2 separate regions of the Homo sapiens genome follow, and region 2 is linked to region 1. The links are chromatin loops, found by intact Hi-C in ENCODE. Cell type or tissue: Caco-2. All regions are shown on one strand. Each heading gives the region's core, and the rest is flanking DNA. Links, peaks and the distances in the headings are about the cores only.

Region 1 (8,340 bases), core at 62-8,061:
ACTTATGTAGAAAAGAAAAACAGTTATATAATTAATAATGTGAAAAATGTATGAAAACTACAGTCTTTTTATCTCACTGCCCAAATGACAGCTTAAGTCCAAAACCAAAAAGGTAAGTTGCTTCCAGAGAACACTGGACACATGTACATATTCCTCCATGAGGAAATTCTTACACTTTCTTTAAACTAGAATAGAGCAGCAAGAAAAAAAAAAGAAAGAAACCATGTCCTTTGCAGCAACATGGATGCAGCTGGAAACCATTATCCTAAGTGAATTAATGTAGGGACAGAAAACCAAGTATCACATGTTCTCAATTATAAATGGGAGCTAAACATTGTGTACTCACGGACATAAAGATGGCAGTAATAGACACTGGGAACTACTAGAAGGGAGAGGGCAGAAGGGGGGTAAGGGTGGAAAAACTATTTGGTGCTATGCTTACTACCCGGATGATGGGATCAATCGTATCCCAAACCTCGGCATCACGCAACACATCCGTGTAACAAACCTGCACATGTACCCCCGAATCTAAAATACAATAAATTATTTAAAAAAATAAGTAAACAAAATAGAAAGAATCTTCCTGAATAAAAGAGAACAGAATGTGGATTTGGTCCAGAAATCAAACAAGATGCTCACTCCTATGTTAACTGAGTGTAGGACATGTGATCAGCTTAATTAATACTACCTTATGTTTACTTGGTGCTCTAGTTAAAGAGCACTTCACAGACAGAGTCTTAATAAAACCTTATGAGGTGAGATGTACAAGGTAAATAGTCTGACAAGATTTATCAAATCGAAGGTCACAAAAAGACTCTGATTTGCCTGAAGTGACACAGCTAATTAAAGCAGCACGAAGACTGCCACTCAAATCTAGTACCGGAAAGAGGACCTCAAGCTTTTACCTCAAGCTATGTGCCCTGAAGCAAATACTATGACTGCTAAAATAAGTTTGGAATTTGAGGCAATGAGACACAGGACACCACATGCATTCATTCTAACATCCCAATTGTCTCAAATACCCATTGAAGGTAAAAAATAACTATATACCTCCAGGCACTTTTAACATAAAGAAAGTAGAATTAATAGGTCTTAAGCAATGACCTGAGAATCTTACCTAGCAGTCCTTTTATAGAGCATACAACCTCCACCTATTAAAGTGCTGCTGTACAGCATTATGATGAGGTGAATGAAAGCACATACTTCACACTGAGACATAATTTGAAACTTTTCATCACAGATTGGCATTTAAATGATAGTTGTGTACAATTTTAACATATTAGACTCAATGTAGAAACTCAAAAGTAGTTAGTCCTTCATTAAAATTCCAAATAATTTGGAATAACTTGGTAGTTATTCCAAGTAACTTGGTAATTCATTTAACAATACTTTGTTTGTATAACTCTAAAAGGTAGATAAAAATACTGTTTTCCTCAGAAGCTTGACTCAGCAAGAAAATAAGTAGACAAACAGCCTGTATTAAAAAGCCTATTTTCAGCCTTCATTTACCTGATTCTGCCATTAATCCTCAACTTCATGAAACTTTCTTCTGATGTGGCTTCCTGGAAGCTATTTTTTCTTTGTTCATCTTCTATTTCTCTGAAGTCCCCCTTTAGCCTCCGCCTCCCCATCTGCCTTTCCTCTTTTTCATATCCCTTAAATATCAGTCTGCCCTAGAACTTTATCCTTCATTTCCTTTTTTACCTGACGTTAAGTGTGTTATATGTTACCTCATTCAATCTTTCAATTAAGTTCTGAGGCATGAATTATTATTCTTACTTTGCAGATGAGAAAACTAAGGCAAGACAGTTATTTGTACAAAATTTCTCTGGAAATGTCCAAACCAGGATTAAAATCCAGGCAATATAGTTCTATAGCTCATACTTTTAATGGCAGTTATCCCCTGCCATTCATTACGTAAGGGCTATGTCAACTACTTCTTGATTATTGTAAAATCTTTCAAACTGGCTTTCTTGCTTAAGAGTTTGGTTATTCTTGGGCCGGGTGCGGTGGCTCACACCTGTAATCCCAGCACTTTGGGAGGCTGAGGTGGGCGGATCATGAGGTCAGGAGATTGAGACCATCCTGGCTAACACAGTGAAACCCTGTCTCTACTAAAAATACAAAAAATTAGCCGGGCATGGTGGCGGGTCCCTGTAGTCCCAGCTACTTGGGAGGCTGAGGCAGGAGAATGGCATGAACCCGGGAGGCAGAACTTGCAGTGAGCCGAGATTGTGCCACTGCACTCCAGCCCGGGCCACAGAGCAAGACTCCGTCTCAAAAAAAAAAGAGTTTTGTTATTCTCTTCACATCTTCCAGCATTACCTGATCAAGGAATTTCCAACTTGTAGCAGACACCTCTAGTTACTCTTCAGTATCTGTTCTCATTTCCTTCCATAGTAATGGGATTTTTAATTGGGCACAGCCAAGGCTAATTTCCTAAACTGCCTTGTAATAACCATAACCATATGACTACGTCTGATCCATGAGATGTGAGTGGAAGTAATGTTGAATTATGCTTTGACTCCTTCCTACTAGTTGCAATGCAGATTAAACAGCAAGAACTGGGATAGCCACCCTGGATTGTGAGGTTGAAGATTAGGCCTGGATCCCTGATGATTCTGGAGTCTGGCCATCTACTGATTACCTAGACAACTCTGGGAAGCCTACTCAGATTCTTATTTAAGTCCCTATTATTTTGAGTCTCTTTCTCTCTCCGTTATATTAGAAGAAAAACTGTCTTAACTAATACTGAATTTGGTACCACGTGGAGTTGTTGTAGCAGAATCTAAGTGAAGAACTGCCTTAATAAACAAGTAACAGAGGGCAAGGTCACAAACACTACAGGTTAGAAAGCCAGTATGATGGCTAGATAATTTATGTTCAACTTGGCTGAACCATGATATTCAGATATTTGGTCAAGTATTATTCTGGGTGTGTCTGTGAGGGTGTTTTTAGATGACAGTAACATCTGAATTGTTAGACTGAGTAAAGCAGATGGCCCTCCATAATGTGGGTGGGCTTCAGTCAGTTGAAGAACTGAATAGAACAAAAGACTGACCTCCCTGGAACAAGATGGAATTCTCCAGCAGATGGCCTTTGCACTTGACCTGCGATGTTGACTCTTCCCTGGGTCTCCAGGCTCTAGCACATCCAGCAAATTTGGGACTTAGCCTTCATAGCTGTATAAGCCAGTTCCTTAAATCTCTCTCTCTCTCTCGATAGAAAGACAGGCAGACAGTGGTCCCATGAGATTATAATGCAGCTGAAAAATTCCTATCATCTAGTATTTACTATACTTTTTATCATTATTTAAGCAGGTCCTCCTTCTTAAAAAAAAAAAAGGTAACTGTAAAACAGCTTCAGACAGATCCTACAGGAGGTTACCAGAAGAAGGTACTGTTATCATAGATGACAGTTCCACACATGCCACTTCCCCTGAAGACCTTCCAGTGGGATAAGACATGGAGGTGGAAGACAGTGATATTGATGATCTTGACCCTGTGCAGGCCTAGGCTAAAGTATGTGTTTGCATCTTAGTTTTTAACAAAAAAGTTTAACAACAACAACAACAAAAAATTAAATTTAAAAATAGAAAAAAACTTATAGAATAAGGATATAAAGAAAGAAAATATTTTTGTACAGCTGTACAATGTTTGTTTTAAGCTTAGTATTAGAAATGTCAAAAAGTTATTAAAAACTTTAAAACTTTATAAAGTAAAAAAGTTACAGTAAGCTAAGGTTAATTTATTACAGAAGAAAGAAAAATATTATTTTATAAATTTAGTGTAGCCTAAGTGTACAGAGTTTATAAACGCTACAGTAGTGTACAGGAATATCCTAGGCCTTCACATTCACTCACCACTCACTCACTGACTCACCCAGAGCAACTTCCAGTCCTGCAAGCTCCCTTCATGGCAAGCTCCTTATACAGGTGTACAATTTTTTTATCTTTTATAGCATATTTTTACTGTACCTTTTCCATTTTGGTATGTTTAGATACACAAATACCACTGTGTTACAACTGCCTACAGTATTCAGTACAGTAACTTGTTGTACAGGTTTATAGCCTAGGAGCAACAGGCTATACCATATAGCCTAGGTGTGTAGTAGTAGGCTGTATCATCTAGGTTTATGTAATCATCTATGTTTGTACTATGATGGCTTCCCAAGGTTGTCCAGGTAATTAGTAGATGGCCAGACTCCAGAATCATCAGGGATCCAGGCCCAATCTTCAACCTCACAATCCAGGGTGGTTATCCCAGTTCTTGCTGTTTAATCTGCATTGCAACTAGTAGGAAGGAGTCAAAGCAGATATACACACACACACACACACACACACACATATATGTATATATGTGCATACATATATATGTGTGTGTATATATATATGCGTGTGTGTGTGTGTGTGTGTGTGTGTGTGTGTATACATGTATATCTCCACTCTTTTTCTCTGGAGAACTCTAATATAGTCAGTGATTCTTACTGTGCCATGCCAAAACATTTAATAAAATCATTGTTTATGATATCGTGGAAGAGAGACTATATACTAACAACATTTACATAACTCTAGGATAACTAGAAGAAAATTGTAACATGTTAGTGTATGTTAATGAGAGAAAGCTCAGGAAAGATCTGAGGGATTTGGATGCTGAGATGGAAGAACACAGCTCTGCTCAGGAATGCTCTCTGTGTGTTGAAATCCAAGCCTACTGAGAATTCAGCAATTTGGGCCTCACAGGGTTGAAAAGATTTTGTAACCCAAAGTTATCACTGATAACTTCCTATCACTGAAAGTTATCACTGATAACTTCCTATCACTGAAAGTTATCACTGATAACTTCCTATCAATGAAAGTTATCACTGATAACTTCCTATCACTGAAAGTTATCACTGATAACTTCCTATCACTGAAAGTTATCACTGATAACTTTCTATCACTGAAAGTTATCTCTAAGGAGGCAGCTCTTCCAGGAATAATACAGTGGCCTCAAGCCTTATTCATGCACTTCTAAGTAAATGTTCTTGTCCAGACAATGGGAGTTAAGCCAAAAGCAAAAATACCACTTTTACACCTGACCCAATAAAAAGGAGCAAACTTTTGAGACACACACTATGAATAAACTTCAAAAATACTATGCTGAGAGAAAAATTCCAGATAAAAGAGTACATGCTATTTCATTACCTTTTTAAGTTTGAGAACAGGCAAAACTAATCTATGGTAAAAAGAAATCAGAAAAATAACTGCTTTTGATGAAGGGAACAATGAATTCTGAAGGCGTACTCAGAATCTTTCTGGGGTAATAAAATGTCATATATCTTGGTAACTTTGCTATGTAATCGTCAAAAACTCCTTGAGCTTAGTGTACACATATATTGTTACACATCCAGTGGCTCAACATGTAGGTAAGGGCAGCAACTGTGCCCACAGCTCCTCCAGGAATCACAGGACCTTCCTTCAGCTCTTCCAAATTCTGGACCAGGTTCCTGTGCAGGTCCATGGTGGAATCCACCAACTTTTCTGCAGATCGCTCACATCATCAAACCGGATGTGCAGAGAAGAGACGTGTTTCATCTTTTGTCTTCGTGGATTCTAGTGTGTCTTTTACTCCCCGCTAACCTCACGTGCTAACTGCCAGCCCTGCTCACTTAAAGCCTACCACCAGAAGCAGTGACGCAATAAAACAGACTACTTAAACAGCTCCCTTAATTAAATAATATCTAATTCCAATAATAAATCTCTTATATCATTTGTGGAGATTTTACTCTGACCAAACTCCGATACATAGCTAGCAATACTTCTGCCCCTTCAAAGCAAGATAGACACTCTTGTGTAATTAACTACCAAATCAAGGAATTAAAATTATTTGCCTCTTCTTTCTAGATGCTCAGAAAGTTCTAATGCTTACACAAATTGCCACAAAAATCATAAAATTTCCTTTTAACTAGGTGAATGAGCTTGTAGTCACTTAGAAAAAAAGTGAATAAAAATGGTCTCTTCACCTAGACCCACTTCAGAGCTCAGTCTTTGAAACTTTCATTGATTCTCCATGGAATTTCTCCCTATTCTGTTTTTCCCAAGGAATAAATTTTTAGCTGCTTGAAAACAGGGTTTGTGTTGCATTCATTTTGTATTTTTTACATACAGCACAACCGGAAACTATATTTTTATAACATATTTATTAAATAAATGAATGGGCTGGGTGCAGTGGCTCACGCCAGTAATCCCAGCACTTTGGGAGGCCGAGTTGGGTGAATCACCTGAGGTCAGGAGTTCGAGACCAGCCTGACCAACATGGTGAAACCCCGTCTCTACTAAATACAAAAAATTAGCCAGGTGTTGTGGTGGGTGCCTATAATCTCAGCTACTTGGGAGGCTGAGGCAGGAGAATTGATGGAACCCGGGAGGCCTCCGCCTTAGTGAGCAGCAAGCTGAGATTGTGCCATTGCACTCCAGCCTGGGCAACAGAGCAAGACTGTGTCTCAAAAAAATAAAATAAAAAGGCCAGGCGCGGTGGCTCACACCTGTAATCCCAGCACTTTGGGAAGCTGAGGTGGGTGGATCACAAGGTCAAGAGATCAAGACCATCCTGGCCCAAATGGTGAAACCCCCATCTCTACTAAAAGTACAAAAACAGCTGGGCATGGTGGCGTGCGCCTGTAGTCCCAGCTACTCGGGAGGCTGAGGCAGGAGAATCACTTGAACCTGAAAGGCGGAGGTTGCAGTGAGCCAAGATCGTGCCACTGCACTCCAGCCTGGCAACAGAGCAAGACTCCGTCTCAAAATAAAATAAAACAAACAAACAAAAAACAAATAAATGCTACCTTTATTAAGAGGCAGGTCAGGAAGAGAATTTTCAGTGTAAAACAAAGAAAATATATTTAATTGAAACTAACAAAAATTCTGAATAGAGTTCTGCACATGTATCACAGAACTTAAAGTATAATAATAAAAAAAAGTAAACGTGGTGAAATGTAAAACAGTTGATGAATCTCTATAAAGAGCACACAGGAGCTCCTTGTACTATTCTTACATTTTTTTCTAAGTTTAAAATTATATCAAAATAAAAATTTTATCAAAAAAAATTCTGAGTAGAGAATAGTTGAAGCAACCTCTAACTTTTATGTTATAGAACAAATGGAAATGATAGAGGCCAGAGGCTTTATCTGAAAAAAAAAAAAAAAAAGGAAAAAAAAAAGCTTTTGCTAACAAGTAATTTATAAAAATGAGAATGGTTTTTCTTCCTGCCAACTGGGTCGTAAATAATAAATTCCTACAGAAAGTAAAATAGCCTGTTAATGAGGGCAGCTACTTAGCAATTGTGGTCTCATTTCTGATTGAGTAGAACAGTTTGGTAACCTTTTTAAAGTAAACTTGACTTTACGGAACATGGCCACTGTTTTAAAATTGAGATATGGTGTCCCCAAAATACCATTAAGACATTTAAAAATGTCAGTTGTCCCTTACACTGCCTTTCTAGTAACAAAAGGGAAACCTAACAGAGTTTGGGAGAGTGGGGCAGGAGACAGTAGACTGTCTGATTTAAAGAAAATTAATCTAGTAAAAAAAAAATTAGCCGGGCATGGTGGCTCACACCTATAATCCCAGCACTTTCAGAGGCCAAGGCAAGAGGATTACTTGAGTACAGGAGTTTGAGACCAGCCTGGGTAACATAGAGAGACCCCTGTTTCTACAAAAAATAAAAAATTAGCCAGGTGTGGTGGCACATGCTGTGGTCCCAGCTACTCAGAAAGCTGAGACAAGAGGATCACTTGGGCCCAGGAGGTCAAGGCGGCATGATCACACCACTGCACTCCTGGACGACAGAGTGAGACTCCACCTCAAAACAAACAACAACAACAAAAACAAAACAACAACAACAAAACATATATATGCCTAATTTGATACAGCAATAGAAATATTTTAATTAGGCCAGGCACAGTGATTCATGCCCGTAATCCCAGAACTTTGGGAGGCCAAGGCAGGCGGATCGCTTGAGCCCAGGAGTTTGAGACCAGCCTGAGCAACATGGCAAAACCTCATTTCTACAAAAAATACAATTAGCTGGTGTATACCTATTGTTCAAACTACTTGGGAGGCTGAGGTGGGAGGACTGCTTGAGCGTGGGAGGTGGCGGTTGCAGTGAGCTGAGATTGTGCCAGTGCACCTGTCTCAAGAAAAAAAAAAAAGTTTTAATTGCTACAATATAATTTAACAAATGGTAAAACCACATCTTTAACCATTTCTTTTCTTCCCTGAAGCATTTTGGGAATTTTTTCTTCATTTACTTTTCCTTTCCATTTCATTTTTTTTAATACTACATTGTTGACTTCTAGTAT
Region 2 (8,340 bases), core at 40-8,039, 140 kb before region 1:
TCTAAGAGAATCTCAAGACAAGAAATTCATCTAAACAAAGCTATGGGGGTCATTTTTGTTTTTATTTGCTTGTTTTTAAACTTCAGAGTGTTCATTGTGTCACCAATTTGGCTGAGGCAGAGGAGTAACATTGAGAAGTAGCTAAAGTGTGAGCAGAAAGGACAGGCTTAATGGTGACAGATGATGGAAAGAAAAGGGAAATATCTTTCTCATTTATTTCAGTAGGCATTTCTTGAATAACTACTATAGGCAAAACATTGTGGTAGCCTTTGTAAGTATATAAAGATTACTAATCTCTCAGATTTTTCACCAAGAAGTATCAATAAATCAGATACAGAACACAGTGCAGTGAAGGAAACATGTAGCAAGGATCATCTGACTGATACAATTAAGGGCTACTGGAGGCTCAACGTGGGGTGGATCCCCTTTGGTGGGAAGTTAGAAAAAGTAGGATATACTCTGAGTCTTGAGGAATGAAAAAACTTTGACAGGTAGAAAAGCACATGAGGAAAAAGAGATAAAATCTGATAATTCATTGCATAGAAAGAATGTAGAAGTTTGTCTCAAATGAGATAATGTATCTAAAATTGTTACCAAGAAGTGCGAGAATCTTCAGTTCTTAGTCTTACTTGCAGAATCCTGCCAAGTGACTGATGAAGCTAAATTAAAAAAGAGAATTTATTGAAAGAAAATAGGTAGTAGATTGTTTATAGAGAGAAAGAGTACACTCTGAAAGATGAGGAAGAGCAGGCTGAAAGGGAGTGAGCCAGCAGCAGCCTGAGAATTCTGCATTGGGTTTTTATGATGTCAGATTTTTCTTGAAGTTCTTGCCTTTGTCTTAAGTCTCCACTTTTTTCCTTTGTTTAGCTTTCCCAATCTTGCCTTAAGTCCTATCCTTTTGCCCTTCCTGGTTCCCTCCCAAGGCCTGTGGGACCCTCTCTTACTATTAGTTGGTGCACATGTGTGGGCCCAGTGTTGGATAGGAATTGCCCCTGGCATCTCTTAGGAATTTTCCCTTTACTCTCTTCTCCTTATCAGCAGGCAGCTCATTACATTCTAACAGGTTAAGTGCAGAGTGCATGACTTCAGGGCATCTTTACAGGTATTCCTTTCTGCTTAGATATTTCCCTTTCTCTCTGCTCATATCTAGTATGTAAGTTCGGGTGGTCTTTGGCATTTTGGTTTTTCCAGATCTCCCTTTTCTAAGGGGCTCTCCCTTTTTGTTTCTGTCTAGCTATCTGTCTACTGTAACTAAATCATTTTGAAAATGGCTAAACACAATACCACTGTAAAGGAGCATACGGAGGCCTGGATCAATGTACTTAATGCTTCTGAGCCTTGGTTCTTCGACTCTAAAACGGGAATAGTCATGCTTTCTCTGCCCTTTCCACATTACTTTTGTAGCAGTTCTGTAAGAAAACGTAACAACTTATTTTTTTAGCCATACATATCTTTAACAGCTTTATTGAGGTATAACTGATATGTAAAAAGCGGCATATATGTAATGTATACAATTCTATGAGTATAGACCCATGAAACTGTCGCCACAATGAAGGTAATAAGCATATGTATCACCTCCAAAAGTTTCCTCATGCTTCTTTGCTTTTGTTTTTATCTCATGGCAAGAACATTTAACGTGATATCTACCCTCTTAACAAGTTTTTTAAGTGCACAATACAGTTCATTTATCTGTAGAACTTATTCATCTTGCATAAATGAGACTTACACTCATTCAACCACAGCTTCCCTTTTCTCTTCTCCCCAGCCCCTTTCAACCACCCTTTCTGCTCTCTGCTTCTATGAACTTGATTAGTTTAGAGACCTCATATAACTGAAATCATGAAGTATTTTTTAGGCCAACTTATTTTTTAATTATTAATCTCTTTAAAATTGAAGTTTATCTATGACTCCCAAACCAAAACCAAACAAAAACTCCCATACCAAAACCAAAGTTGAGGTACGCCACTCAACTTAAACAAAGCTAAAATAAAAATAAAAGTATCGCATCCCAGAAAAATCAACAAAGCCAAATGTTGGATCTCAGAAAACAATACCCCAAAGTATCCTGCTGTGCTATGTTGAGCACTTTGAATTAAAAGAAATGGGAAGACCTCAGAAGCTGCCTCAGAACCAAGGACTTGTTAACCTTCTCTTCTTTCTCCCCTTCAAGCGCAGGAAGGGGTATTCTCTGGAATTTATTTATCTGAATAAGGAAACTTCTTTTCAAAAGAAATGCAATTATCTTAATCCCCTGCATAGAACTGTCGCTAAATAAACAGGAAGAATTAATCAGAAAAGAAGAGATTAAAAATCTCTACCACACCCAGGTAGACATTTTATCTCTTCTTCTGAGGGCAGCCCTGAGATATAACCTAAAAGACTTTATTTGTATAAGATAACCTTTGTTGATGACACAGTTCAGCCTCTCACCTTCCTGTAACTGGCTAGTCCCATTCAGTTTCCTAAAAGAATCATTTACAAACGACTGTCTGCTCTTTGAGCCTATTCATTTCCCCTGAAAATCGTTTACTATTCCTCACAATTCCCTGCATCCCCCATTTCCCTCTCCCCTATGAAGAGGGGTATCTAAGCCTCAACCATCTGGCCCTTCTTTGTGTCTCATATTTTGTATGACTCTCATGTTTATGAGTGTTAATACATGTGGATGCCTTTTCTCCTATTAATTTGTCTATTGTCAGTTCTTTTCAACAGACTCAAACCTTCAGAGGGGAGAAGTAAAATTTCTTTGCCCCTATACGAAAATCTTGTGACTAATGATGCAAATAAGAAAACCCAAAAAAGTAGACTTAAATCAGAAAAAAACAGAATCAAATCTGTGTATCCCACAGTCTGATCGCAATGCAGGTTTCTGCCATAGCCTCAGAGAAATCCTAATGTGTTTTGACATATTTATCTGTGGGACTCTGCCATTGCATTAGCATTCTTCAAATTATTTCTACATTTAAATTGATTTCAATTACATAGACATTTTCAAACATTAATATTCATTTGAGATATTTCTGATATCTTCTTGGTGTGCTAAACTTTTTTAGGCACTAGTTCATAATTAACCCACTCCACATGTAACTGCTGGAGAACAACCCTATGAAATTCTGATTAGTATAAGAGCCTTTTTGCATATGCTCAAATTTCCTAAATTATAAACATTTCATTGACAAAGAGCTCACCAAGACTGCACTTTCAAATTTCTCTCTTCCCCATTGTTTGAGAATAAGTAACTCGGGTGAGGAAGAAGCTAAAACAACTAAGAGATTCATTGGCTTGTTATGAGTTAGAAGGGGAGGAATTTGGTTCTGCGGAAGAGGTTAAAAGCAGAATAAAGAGCTCAGAGGGACATAAAAAGATAACTTGATCCCTTCTTGTGAATTTCCTGAAGGACTTAGTATGAATGGAATGGATTTCCCATGGAAACTTATTTTAAAAACTAATTGATTTGTGCAAACAGAGGCATGATGTACAATTTCAGGAGCCATGGGCAGAAGAAACCATGAACATTAAACTCAGAGAAATGAACAGCACTTGCAGGGAAGAGTCATGGAAGCAATGTCATCTAAATCTCAATGTGTAGAAAAACCCACAAACGTTATCTGAGACACATTAAAATTAAATGAAATTATAGACAAAATACTTGTCCCCTAGAAAGCATCTAAGAAACAACAGTTGCAGCTATTATATTATCTCATTTAGGCTTCACAGCTTATCTAAACTTGAATGCAACGAAAGGTTTGGGGCTCCATTCCCCATGTTAGGCTGGAATGCGAGGTAAGGCAACACTGCCCCCTGGTGGTCTGCTCTGTGTAAAGTCTTATTGGCGGAATTTGAAATAGTTACTCAGCTCCATTCCTGCTCTTGGTTGGGATCCAGGGATTGATGGGAGTGAATTTGAACTTGTGTTGCAATTGAAGTACTATCTTGTCTGAGGCCTGAAACTTCCCCAAAGTTGTATTAGAATAGAGAGAACGCCTGGAATCCAGAGAAAAACCTACTGTAAGTGAAGAGTGGTACAGATGGAGCAGCAGAGTGGGGAATTGCAGAGGAACTAGCAGTTCCAGGTGAAGATCCTGCTAGGGTTGATCATCCCTTAACTTTAACCTTCTAAAAGTTCTGTCCTCTGGAAAAGAGAAGGTGCAATATTAAGAGGTAGTCAGTATCACTAGCGATGTAACAGCTTTACAATTAAAATGTCAGCTGAAGATTTCCTGGCCAGTGGCTAGTTGAAGAGATTAGTAAGAGTCAATGGGGTATGGGAGGTTGACAGCAGCATGGCAGAGGTCTACGGGTGGCCTGGAGGTCAGCACAACAGAAGAGCTCAGCACCAGCACAGGCAGAGGCTGGGCAACTGGTCCTGCTAGTCCAACAAAAATAGGAGTAGAGAGATTGCTGCTCTGCAGGCAGAACTTTTCAGAATCACCCTCGTTTCTATCCAGCCACAGATCCCAGAGGGAATAGCGAAGGAGGTCTCAGGGAGAAATCTTCTGTTAAGGACTTGTCAGGGAACATATTCACTGGCCAAACTATTTACAGTTTATAACCATTTAATAGATGTGAAAACTGAGATTCAGAAGCTTGGTCAAGTTCACACAAGTAGCTTTTTTTCTAGCAGAAAGATTAGAACATAGATCTATGTGATACTGATTTCTCTTTTACTTATACTGACCTAGCTCCCTTTTATAAACAAACAAACAAAAAACAAACACACAAAAAAACGCTTGGGTCTTCAGAGACATCTATGCCTCTGCTCCTTCCAATTTTAAAGTTTTATTATTTCACTTTACACTTAATTACATAAGCTTCTTCTAATCTTTTTTCTAGAGTAGGTGGAAGATAAATACTACATAAAATAAATTATACTTCTATGGAAAAATATTGTACAAGTTCCAAACAACTGGCCTTTGCATGAGCCTTTATAAAATAACCTTTTAATGATTTGAGGTCAGAATCTATGTGGGCCAATCAGAGGATTGTTTCACAATCTACCAACAGGCTCCATTAAAATAATAAGAAATAAATCATACTTTAAACAGCTTTGAAAAGAATATTCTGAAAGGTTAAATTATCTGACCTTGATGGATATCTTTCAATATATAGTAATTTACAAATTTATGCATATGTCAAAGAGACTTGATGTGACAAAGTTATGTTCTTAGAATTATGCATTTTCTTCTTTCATAGACTTTTAGTCTAAACTTCCAGTGAGATGGAAATAAGCAGAATTGAAAATAATGGCTGAGTCACTAAGAAATTTGTTAGCATACTTAATGTTAAAGAGAGTTGTTTTTCATAACGGGTAGAGAAATTTAATCACCAAGCTTCCTTGGAGGGAAGGAGGCCAAAAACTGTTTTCTAGTGTTTTCATAGGATGAAAGTGTGGACAATAATAATTTAAAATTAGATAGACTGGGATACACTGAACCTCAGTTCTGGTTGCTATACTATTTAAATAGTGCCTACCACTACAACTCTGATTTCCAGATAAAATATCAAATGTTTTCTTTTTTCATTTATTTACAGAATTTGATTTTTTAAACCATATTTCATGGTCCTTTTGGAGAAGAAAAATTGTCCTCAAATAATTTACATTTGACTTTTGGATTTCCCCCACACTTCTTTGTGGAGGAGGACGCTTGATTCAGTGGAGCTCAACTTCCAGCCCACAACCATACCCCGAAAAGGAGCTTCCATTTGAAAGTTACCATGATCTCAGTGTAAGCAAACAGGCACTCAAAGCTTTGAGAGGAATGTATAACAATATATTTTTATGACTTGGTAAAGATGTCCCTCAAATACCCTTCTAGCAGATGAGCTTATTTATTAGTAGAAGATAAGTGCATTAGCAATTAGTATTTGATCACTCTAGTATTTCAAGCGGAAGGAGAATTAATACAAACAGTATTAATTCTTGCTTATCAAACTATCAGACATGCTGGAGGAATAGAGGTCCGGAAATACAGACTCTTGCTATCAGTGATGGCCATTACCTCTCAAACATTCAGAAATTTGCAGTAACCACAGGAAGACACTGACAACAATCAGAGCTGCCTCTAGCACTGAGGTGGATCATTCCCAGGGCCATATCTGGAAGCCCCTGCAAAATCCGACATCACTTGAAGCCCACATTTCTGATCACTACTGCCAAGAGGAGCAATAATGGATTTCCGCGTTTCTTTCACTTTCCAAATCTCATATCTTCTATGTGAAGCAAATTTCTGCCTTCCCCTCTATGTCAGAAACTAGAAGTTTTCAGGCAGCATCAAGTCTTCCAATCACTAAAGATTTTTGGCAGAAAAAGATTCTAGGATCCTCTAAGAAGCACTTATGGTTAAGGACCAGGGAATCTGAATTGATGACCCAGACTTGACTACAACTATCTAAGAGGTTATATGGTGAGGCTTAGTTCTCACACAACATGTAGCTGAAGTTGGATGCTCTTTCAAGCCAACTGGGTCACACTCTGGAAAGAACAGCTGAGCATATGAGCATGAACTAAAAAGATGCAATTCTAAGGGAAAACTTGGACCATCCTTCACTGAAGGAGTGAGATTAACCTCCACCTGTGCAAAGGAACCTGTACAAAGATCTGGACCAGCAAATTCGTAAATACTGCAGTGAACTCTGCCAAACAGATGTACAAAAGTGACACTGGGCAGCAGCTACAGAAACCATGGCAGTGGAAAAATAAGTCCCACTAGTGAATCAGTCAATTCTCTTTTTCTCTCCCGGTGAGGTCATCGTAAGCAAGATTTGCACCTTATACTATGTTATCCCCTGGAGCAGTTAAATAATTGGAAGAGAGAAAAGATTTAGAAGATACTGGATATCCTGCTATTTTTGAAAGTATAAAATTGAGTTGATTTTAGTTTTAAAATTGTTAAAGTTTCCAGATAAAAAATGGTAAATTGAAAGTATTTAAAGGGTTGTTGCTGTCTTCTGAAAGCCCAATAAACTGTATTTTTTTAATAAAGGCATAAACTCACATAGACAAACAGTGTTGGAAAAGAGACAAAAGCGACACAGCTTTGGAAGCTAGGAAGCAGCTGGATGAGTGGTAAATTACTTGGCAAATGTGAGAAAGCTGGATTCTCAGCCAGCGGTAGGAAAAGCTGAGCAGTTCCCTGATACATGTGACAGAAGCCCCCAGAGACTCATGATTTAGTAGACCGGGCACCTCTAGAAAAACTGGGGTGGGGAAATGATGACTAAAACAGCAGGATTCTTTGGAAGTCATTTTAAAAGAAAAAATTAGACCTTCTGGCTTCTCACCAACTTTATGAAGCCAGACAACTACTGTTGTCTCGTTCTGGCAGAAGACTAACTGCTTACTTAAAGAGAGTAAAACAGGTTTTTACCCACCGAAGGAGAGCCAGGCACAGTGGCAGGCAGAGGTGCCATAACACAACCAGGAGAAGTAATTCATATGCAAGTTGAGAGCCCCCAGGTTTCTTCCCCCACCTGACTCCCAGAATATCGGTTCTGAGGTCTACCCCCTCCAACCAGGACACAAAAACACCTCTCTTGGGCAAATCTGCAAATCCAAGAGAAAAGTTTTAAAAATGCTCTCTTAAAGGATTTTTCCAAGGAAACACACCAGTCAAATTACTCCGAAGCCCACTGTTCACAGACATCCCACATATGCACAAAGCTTCCAAAGATAATTTTTTTGTTGTACTCTTCTCAAATATGAATGGCTAGTAAAGACACTTGAGGCCAACCTCTAAACGATAGACAGTTGCCAGAGTAAATATCTAGAACAGAAACCTGAAGGAAAATAAATCTATACTGGAAGAAGAAAAGAAAATTTAAAGATAGAATTAATATTCTCAGAGGAAAAATGATATTGCATCAACAAATCAAGTAGTGATATTTGTATTAATTAAGGTAGTACTAATTGTTAGAAACAACTGGGCATTTCAGTGGCTTAACAACAGACGTATTTATTTCTCACCTGTGTAAAGTTCAGTTAGGACTGAAATGGGGTGGGTGCTCTGTTCCACATAGTTGTTCAGGGTCCCAGGTTTCCTCCATTGTATGACTTCTCCATCTCTTTTGTCCTTATAGTTCAATCTGTTCATCTGACAAACAATGAAAGGAATGGTAAAGGAGGCATACCTAGATCCTAATGCTTTGGTCTAGAAAAATATGTACACATTATTCCTGTTCAATTTCCACTTACAAGGCAAGGGGAGCTTGAAAATGTGCCCCCAAACTGAGTAGTCACTTTTCATCAGCAACTCTATTTTAACAACAACAACCAAAAAAAACCTATATATGTGCCACACTGTTGTAAAAAAGCATGTGCTGCACTTTTAAAAAAAGAAAGAA

The links. Hi-C counts contacts between places; a loop is a spot of excess contacts. Peaks named below come from ENCODE experiments on the same cell type or tissue, not always from the same donor. Only the 100,000 strongest peaks of a DNase experiment are listed, where the experiment ranks them.
Region 2: a loop joins it to region 1, with 27 times the contacts of the local background. A loop is called at or near these places in 4 of 110 quality-filtered maps.

What each region holds. Positions count from the first base shown.
Region 1 is chr3:94,106,822-94,115,161 of GRCh38, reverse strand. All of the region lies in intron 5 of NSUN3 (NOP2/Sun RNA methyltransferase 3), which reads right to left. Among named protein-coding and RNA genes, the nearest start is that of NSUN3, 48 kb to the right of the region's middle. In Caco-2, for the core only: no CTCF peak of the experiment used is centred there; no DNase peak of the experiment used is centred there.
Region 2 is chr3:94,245,169-94,253,508 of GRCh38, reverse strand. No RefSeq gene overlaps it. Among named protein-coding and RNA genes, the nearest start is that of NSUN3, 190 kb to the right of the region's middle. In Caco-2, for the core only: a CTCF peak has its summit at 3,774 (motif pointing left); a DNase peak (open chromatin) is centred at 3,798.